Linked DNA regions of Homo sapiens: region 1 is linked to region 2. A link is a contact called in ENCODE Hi-C or POLR2A ChIA-PET data. All regions are on one chromosome and are shown on one strand. Each heading gives the region's core, a stretch centred on a gene start or an enhancer-like site at or near the end of the contact. The rest is flanking DNA. Distances are from core to core; before and after follow the strand shown. Region 1 overlaps MACROD2 (mono-ADP ribosylhydrolase 2). Region 2 overlaps MACROD2 (mono-ADP ribosylhydrolase 2).

Region 1 (4,467 bases), core at 1,648-4,147, 48 kb before region 2:
TGCTTAAGATTAGCATGCTTTACTATATGACATAACTAAATGTAAATTAATATTAAAAAGACAAGAAAAAACATAATCCATCGTCAAAAGATAACATCTAAAATAATTCCATTGACAGTGGCTTTATTGCTTATGGAGTTTAAAACCACAGTTATCCAAAAGAGAAATGTCTTCAGGATTTTGTCTCATTATCTTTCACTTCAGGAGTAATAAATACTCGTTAGTTTTCTCAAGTTCTTAATAATGAGGAATGAAAAATGTAAATATTTGTCATCTCCTTGAATATTCATATAAACATACCCCACTGAAAAGTAGTCATATTTTTCAACTGCACCATAATTTGCTCTGTAGATTTTGGTTATTTATACTTGTTTAAATAAGATAGCAGTAGCCATGCTTCCAGTTACTGTATGTTGTTGAAGCAAAATGAGATTTTTAAAATGCACTGTTTTATACTGGATAAAATTTATCACCTCTATGATGAAGTTATAAAAATATATATTAAGGCCAGGTGCGGTGGCTCACGCCCGTAATCCCAGCACTTTGGAAGGCCGAGACGGGTGGATCACGAGGTCAGGAGATCGAGACCATCCTGGCTAACACAGTGAAACCGCGTCTCTACTAAAAATACAAAAAAAAAAAAAATTAGCTGGGCATAGTGGCGGGCGCCTATAGCCCCAGTTACTAGGGAGGCTGAGTCAGGAGAATGGCGTGAACCCGGGAGGCGGAGCTTGCAGTGAGCCGAGATCGGGCCACTACACTCCAGCCTGGGGGACTGAGAGAGACTCCGTCTCAAAAAAAAAAAAAAAAAAAAAAAAAGAAAAAAAAATAACTTTTAGCCGTCCCTAGGTTGGAAACAATTAGAATATGGATCTAGTAATATCATTTTAAGAAACAGCAAAAAAGTATAACTATAAAAAATGGCATTTGGAATTGTGTTAAGTTACCGATATATTTCCATGAACAACTAGTTTCAGAATATTGTAATGAATATTGAATATATAACTTCAAATATTGATGTTACTGTTCTCAGACTGGTCAAGACGGAAGAGGATAGAACATCATTCTTTTAAACTGACACCAGCTGCTTCTTAACAATCACCACATACACGCTTATCTGGCTGACCAATCAGAAGTAGGCTCCTTAAAAGCAAGTATCTGCTGACCATTTATAGTAATTTTCACATGAAAACAGGTTCATCAAAAACAGCTTAACCTTTGCCGACACTAAACATGTGCTTCAGAAAAATGATCTTTCTGTCTCAACTGTACTATTATTTCTAATTCCATATCCCTCAATACTTAACAAAACACAATTTTCACAACACCTTTCCTTCAAAGTGTTTCACAAATACAGTTTTTCATTCTGTATGTATTCCGCCTATACCTGCTTCACCACTTGAGGGTGCAGAGGGCATTCATCTTAGCAGAGAAGTGACACCAAACCAGCTGCCTGGGCTTCCCATTTTTAGTTGAGCGTGATTTTTAAAAATAACACTAAAGTATAGCACAGTGGCTATGGGACTGCTTGGGTTCACAAGTTAAAAACAATATGAACTCAATAAATCTAGCTACTATTTCCATTGTTGCTGCTATTATTACTATTAATTTTATAACAAAGCAGATAGGTATTTGGAATCCAGGGATGCTAGTGTGCGTGCAGTCTCTCTTTATTTTTTTTTTATTTTTTTTATTTTTTTGAGATGGAGTCTTGCTCTGTCGCCCAGGCTGAAGTGCAGTGGCGCGATCTCGGCTCACTGCAAGCTCCACCTCCCAGATTCACGCCATTCTTCTGCCTCAGCCTCCTGAGTAGCTAGGACTACAGGTGCCCGCCACCACGCCCGGCTAATTTTTTTGTATTTTTAGTAGAGACGGGGTTTCACCGTGTTAGCCAGGATGGTCTCGATCTCCTGACCTCGTGATCTGCCCTCCTCGGCCTCCCAAAGTGCTGGGATTACAGGCGTGAGCCACCGCGCCCGGCCTGTGTGCAGTCTCATTTATATATTTTAGTTACACAAAATCAGAAGGAAATCGAAGAGGTTGAAATCCTAATTCAGAGAGTTTGCTATCCTAATATACTTAAGGAGAGCCAACAATTCAATGAAAGCAAATGCACCATACCATTTATATTTCATTGACATTCTTGAACCTCCATTCTACTTTGAAAATTTGTTATACAGAGAAGAAAAAAAATCACCTTATACAGAGAAGAAAAAAAAACACAGAAAAAAATCTGAATTTCTGCTGCATTTCCATCTCTATATTGTTTAAACAATAAACTCCCTCTACCAAGGAATTACTATGAATGCAAAAAACTGTAATTTATTGCTGTAAATATTTATCAAGCCATTGATATCCTATGCATTTCCCTCTCTACTTTAGAAGTCAACATTTATTTGTAAGTTGTAAGAAGCCCAAAGAAAAGTTCTGGGGACTAGACCATGCTAAATTGCTATAAGATTTGAGGATCCTTCTCCTCCCAAGAAACAAAAAGAGATTGATCATTATGAATCTACATGAAGAACTTTCCACTTTCTTCCAAGAATTTCGAAAAGCTATTTTCTAGTTCAGCAGGAAGAGGATCGTGTGTTCATATTTCCATCCTGAGCTTGTCATGGCATTTTCAGTATTGTTTTCAAGAGTAATAAGGCTCATAAAATGTCAATCAAAACCCACCACCGGCAGGGAATGTGTTGGAAGCTGTTACATAATCAGCATACCTGTTTCAGCACAACACAAGTGGCATTTTTCATGTCAATACTGAGTTCACAACTTTAAATCTCAGATTTCCTGTGCCTCTGGATTGCCATGGAGGTCGGGACTCTGGCAGTCTGAGCAGCCTTAGTCAAAACCCAAGCGTCCCATTGTCTAATAGAATAATGAGTCATTTCACCCTCCCAGGTCTCCTTCCCCTGAGTAATAGAATTATTGGGAGGAGGTGTGAGGGAAGGGCAAAACAGGGCACTTCTGACAGCTGCAGGAAAGGCTGGAGAAATTCTCAGCCCTTGCAAGCACTCAGATTTTCTAAGCTGACACCCACCCTCAAATTTAAACTTGGATGCTGCTGTACTACTACGGTACTCAATAATCTCTACCTGCACATCCCAGCCTCACCTACCAGAAGCCCAGACACCCAATGCACTGTGCTCTGAGCTAATTCTACTTGGTGAAAAAAAGTATGGTACAGTTTTTTTATTTTATTTCTGAATAACCACTAGCTAAGACATAATAGTTATCGGAGTCCTAAACTATCTTAAAAATTTAAGTAGGAAAAGACATTGGACTGGCATGCTAATCATCTCCGAACAGGCTTTCTCCATGGCATATTCTCCAACCAACTCAAATTGTAAATGATTTGGGTAACACAGCTTTCTGAGTTTCCTTAGAGTTTTTTTTCCCCAAACAACAGCAATTTTACGGGAATGTGGACCAAATAAATACTATTTTAGTAGGTGAAATATGGAGAGAGGAAAGTGGACAGACGAGAGAAAGAGCATTGGTGAGGAGGGAGAGGAGGAAAAGGAAAAGAAGAAAGAAAGGTTAGAATAAAAAGAAAAAAAAGAAGAGAATAAGAAAGATAAGAAGGAAGAAGTAATGAAGAAAAGGAAGAAGAGGAGGAGGAAGAAAAGAGGAAGAGGAGGTATTCTTTTTACAGACTTTTATTTGCTTGGTATTTCCACACTTGTTATAGCGTAACTTTTCATACACATATATATAGAGACAGAGAGAAAGAGAGAGAGAGAGAAAGAGAGAGAGAGAGAGCAAAATTCTGTCTCAGAAACAAAACAAACATAACTATATATAAATACTATATATATATATAAATACTATATATATGTGTGTGTACTTGAGAGGCTGAGATGGGAGGATCACTTGAGCCCAGGAGGTCAAGGATGCAGTGAGCTATGATTGAGCCAATGTACTCCAGCCTGGGTGACAGCGTGAGATTCTCTCTCTAGAAAAAAATGTCAAATTGAGGGACATTGTACAGAAATAACTGAGGAGTACTCTTCAAAAGTGCCAAGTCACAAAAGCTAAGAAAAGACTGAGAACCAGTTATAGGCTGGAAGAGATTAAGAACAAATAAATGTAATGTGAGATCCTAGAACAACAACAACAAAAAGGTCACTAGCTGGGTGTGGTGGCACACGCCTGTAGTCCTGGCTACTCGGGAGGCCAACGTGGGAGGATTGCTTGAAACTGGGAAGCAGAGGTTGCAGTGAGCCCAGATGGTACCACTGCACTCCAGTCTGAGCGAGAGTGAGACTCCGTCTCAAAAACAAACAAACAAAAAGGTTAGTAGAAAAACTGGCAAAATTCAAATAAGGTCTGAAGTTTAGTTATTGATATTGTATAATTGTTAATTTCTTGTTCTTGATAATTGTCATATGGTTTTCTAAGATATTACCATTAGAAGGAGTGGGATGAGAGAGGTGTATATTTTTTAAACTCTTTGAATTATTTTTG
Region 2 (4,453 bases), core at 924-3,423:
AACCAGCCCTTATCTTTTTTAGTCACTGAGTAGCTTTAGATGCAATTGACCAGTCTTTCTTGAATTTTTTTCTTCTTTTGGGTTTCGTGGATGTCTGTCCTGGTTCTCCTCCATGATGAGCTTCCTATTCTCAATGTTATTGCTGTTTGTTGTCCTGTATTTGTTGTAGTCGGTGTGTTTTGGAGGTTTGTCTTCCTCTGCCCATTCTATGTGTTGGTCTTCCATAGGCTTCCCGGTGAGCTTCCACAACACAGTTCTCTCATAGACAGGTGGAGGGAGTTCCCTGGATGGAAATCAAAGGCCAAGTGCCTGCACTATCATGGAGTCCTCCCTGCATTGCTTCATAGGGGATGCCCACCAAGAAGGCAATAAGGAGGAACCATAGAACTTCTTCCTATGGGACCCACAATGGAACAATCAGCTGCCTTCACACAGCAGTGGTTTCAAAGAGTTAACAATATTGAAGACTTTTAAGAAAATTCCCCATAAGGAAACATTTTGAGCTTAAATACATGGAAGAATAGAGACCCGATGTCACACAAAAGCTAACCTCAGGCCTCCGCTGGGAGGGGTTCTGGAGAGAATCTAGGATGCACAATGGAGGGTGGAGTAAAATGCTGCCACGGAAATGCAAAACCATCTGAGCAGGGATGGAAGCAATAAGCCCCCTGGGTCACCCAGGAAAGGACAGGAGACTTGGCAGGACACTCCACCCCGAGGAAGAAAAGGGGCAGGCATTACTTCCCTTCCTTAATAGGAATGGCACCATTTGTTATTTGGCATGTAGTATGTGCCACAGAGAGTTAAGTTTGCATGACCAATCAAGGTGCCTATTTTTCCCCCATTATCTCTCTTCCTTGGAAATAAAATTTCTAAATTTTTGCTGGGCTGACAGTGGTCCATGAAAAAGATATATTTTTTTCCATTCTCCGCTGAGGTTCAGTATGGCCATGTGCCTACATCTGGAATTTAACTAGAGGCAGGGAATACGGGAATTATACTTACATGGAAAAGATTTGCCCTTCTAAATCGCTTCCTCCTGATTAAGATGCTTTCAAATGCACAGAAAAGTTGAGAGAATTATATAACAAACATGCATACACCCACATCTCTCCTTACAATTGCTAACACTTTGCTGCCTTTGTTTTATGACATATTTATCATCTATGCACTCACATATCTATTTTATTTTTTATCCATTTCAACATTGCAGATATAAATCACTTTGCTCCTGAAGTTATCTTGTTTTATATGTTTCCAACAAGCACATGAGGCAGATATGATCATTTCTATTTCACAAACAAGTAAGCAGAGGGCCAGATGTCTAAGTAACTAGCTGAGGTCCCACTGATAGTAACTGGCAGAGCCTGGATTTTTCGCCCAAGTTTTTGTTTTTAACCTATGAATTTCCCATCCCTTCAACCCCACCCCTACCCTCACCGTACCCTGTAGAATTTCTGAGGCTTTAGGGGTATAAAGCCCTTTAATTTTGTCAGGACTTGTATTCTAGAGGGAGTGTAAAAGGAAAGTTCTAATGGCTCAGTTCAGCTCCCCAAATGGGAAGGAGGGCAGAACTCTGACGGAGTTGGGAATTAACAGCTCTGCGTTTCATGATGCTGCCTTTGGTGCTTTTCTGCATTCTCTGCTGGGAGAGTAAAGTGGGCACCATAGGATGAGGAGCCTCAGCAGAGAAAAGAAATGGTATTTTGCATTTTCACTGCAAACATTTCTCTGTGAGAATAAACAATGCCATTAAATGGGGCACCCATTTCCCTGTGAGTAATTTAAAATAAGTCCGAAATTGAGAATGGACAGCTCTTTTTTTCCCTTTCTGAAAATAAATGCTTAGAAATGAGACCTGTTTACCATAGGTCTGCAGACTTACACACTTTGCCAAACCTCCATCAGATGCACACAATTTCTGAAGCTGCTCCTTCATCAAGAATGATGACTCGCAGCTACCTTAATGTCACAGCTTGGAAGCTCCCAAAGCAATTGGTTTAGTAATTTATTTTGTCAACCGTGCTGTGGACATGAAACTTTTAAAAGTAAAGCTGAAGTTCCAATCTAAAGATCTGAAAAGAACATTTTCAATCTGTTGCTGCAGACTGCTTGCTGTCAGTGCAGGTGCCAGTAGTTACCCTTGGCACTGGGCGGCCTCACACAGTCGGGCACAGCCGCTCCTCGGACGCCGAGGCAAGCAAAGCACAGAGATTACCACATTTTCATCTGACTGAAACCAGAGTTCCATTTAACAAGCTGACAGGAGCAACAGGACCACGAAATAACAAGCAGATACACAGTGTGGTATTTGTCAAAGATAAAGGGCTGAGCTTGAGCTTAATGCTTCTCGAAGGTTTTGGAAGACATTCAAATCATCTTCCCCAAACAGTTTCTGTTCCTTGAACTTCTTCCCACATTTCTCTTACTTGGGGTTTCCATTTTGACACATTAAGCTTTATTTGGTGGCGATCTTTTGAAGACACCAGAATGCCATTAAAGTCTATGCTGATTTCATTAACATCTTAGGTTTCCACATGCATACTTTACTCACGCTCGTAAGAGCCATGGCTAAATTCAATTCCATTTTATTGTTACACCTTTCTAGAGCTAAATTTACAAATCACACACAAACATGCACATGCATGTGTTTGCAATAAGACTTCTTGCAACAACACATAGCCTCATTTCTTTATGGTTATAAAGTAAGAATTAGAAAGAGATCTTAAAAACACAATATTTTTAATCCAACCATGTGTGCCTTATTGTCCAGATTACATAAAGTAGGATTCTTTTTTAAAAAAATCAGTCGAATCTATTGTCATTTTAGGTTTGATCCTCTGGGAGTGCAACATCCTTACATTTCTCTGTCGCATGTATATGTTAAATTGGAAAAGGAAACCATTATCTTCCCTGTTTTCTTCAGAATGTACAAAAGCAGCCAAAACAACATGAAATATGGCATGCATTAGAAGAATTAATTTTTGGATGAGTCTGGCAGCATGAAGGAGTTTGACAGCATATGCTAGCAAAAGCTAAAGAGAAGCTATATTTTTAAAACTCAGATATATAGATTTAGAGATAGTAGATATACTTTTATTTTTATAGATAAATTCTTATAAAAATAAAATTCCTATAGCTGTCAAACATGCAGTCAGTCTGAAACTCTTCAAATATTAAAATGCATGGATGGATCCCTAACTGCTCTTTTATGGTTTCTTAGGAGAATCACATTGTAAGAGAATGTTTTGTCAAGGCAAAGTCTTCCTTCTTGGGACAATGCTTTATTTCCCTTAGCCCCAAAGCTCTCATATAGATCTTGATCCAACTTGCTTACAAGCAAAGTCAGTTTCTTTGGCCACTATGATCTAGAGTTCTATTCCAAGTTTGGGATTTTGCAAACATTGTTGTACGTAAGCTTAAATATGCATTACCACCACACACTAAATATCCTGAGGGAAATTCTCATTGACATAGACTGTGAGCAGCTCACCTCCCTCCCGCTTAACAGAACAATCTTGAATGAAATGTCCCCTCACAATGCTGTCCTCCACTCTGTGTCAGGAATCAAACACTCCAACTCAGATCAGTTATTACAGCAAATTCCTCACATGTTTCCTCTGAGTTAGGGAACCAAAAAATACAATAGTTCTCCATATTTCAGCTACAAAGAGTAAGCGCTTCAGAGCTGAAACGGAAATAACCAGAAGAGCTGGACTTGGGGAATTTCCTTTCAGAAACAGTTCTTATATAAGGAAGGCTGCAAATTGCTTAGAGTATGCGGTATCTGCAGCCAAACAAAGAGAAATTATTCCAGCACCACTTAGCTGCCTTGCGCTATGGCCCAAGGAGGCCCAGGACCAAGCTGTATTCAAATCTTGGTTGTTGGTTAATTCTTCCCCCAAGATGGTTCATTAAACAAACTCTACAGTGTCCTATCAGGGTGAATATGATAAGATTACATTATTAATACTCAAAATAAATATGAAGAAACATACTACAAATCACAGTCTGACATAGGGTCGGGGTAGGGCAGCTGGGAAGGCACACTGAGGGATAGTCTTATATGGAATTTGGAATTTTTTTAATTAAAAAATGTTTTGATACAGGGTCTCACTCTGTCATCCAGGCAAGAATGCAGTGATGTGATCATAGCACACTACAGCCTCAAACTCCTGGGGTCAAATGATCCTCTTGCCTCAGCCTCATGAGTTGCTGGGACTACAGGCATGTGTCACCACACCTGGCTAATTTTTTAATTTTTTGTTGAGACGGAGTCTTGCTATGTTGCCCAGGCTGGTCTTGAACTCCTGGCCTCAATAAGTCCTCCTGCCTTGGCTTTCCAATGTGTTGGGATTACAGGTGTGAACCATGGCACCCAGCTTTTTTCATAGGTTAAGAAAAAATTAAAATAATACATAAATAAGGATATCGGAAAACTTTGAGATATAAA

The links. A loop is a pair of places that touch in the nucleus more often than their neighbours do. ChIA-PET counts read pairs that join two places held with the same protein, here RNA polymerase II (POLR2A). Pooled maps may share reads with other maps.
Region 1: a loop to region 2 is called in a map of PC-9, with 2.3 times the contacts of the local background. The contact joins two enhancer-like sites. A Hi-C loop is called at or near these places in 2 of 168 maps with a recorded cell type or tissue (PC-9 and endothelial cell of umbilical vein), 1 of 37 single-sample maps with no recorded cell type and 2 of 50 pooled maps. POLR2A ChIA-PET finds 5 or more read pairs at or near these places in 2 of 52 experiments (MCF 10A and RWPE1).

What each region holds. Positions count from the first base shown.
Region 1 is chr20:14,961,806-14,966,272 of GRCh38, reverse strand. The region is part of intron 5 of MACROD2 (mono-ADP ribosylhydrolase 2); the gene reads right to left. Among named protein-coding and RNA genes, the nearest start is that of MACROD2-AS1, 35 kb to the right of the region's middle. Within about 2 kb of position 2,897, at least 3 of the 41 ENCODE cell types and tissues checked have a DNase peak (open chromatin) inside an H3K27ac peak, as active enhancers do.
Region 2 is chr20:14,913,336-14,917,788 of GRCh38, reverse strand. All of the region lies in intron 5 of MACROD2 (mono-ADP ribosylhydrolase 2), which reads right to left. All of the region lies in intron 1 of MACROD2-AS1 (MACROD2 antisense RNA 1), which reads left to right. Among named protein-coding and RNA genes, the nearest start is that of MACROD2-AS1, 14 kb to the left of the region's middle. Within about 2 kb of position 2,173, at least 2 of the 41 ENCODE cell types and tissues checked have a DNase peak (open chromatin) inside an H3K27ac peak, as active enhancers do.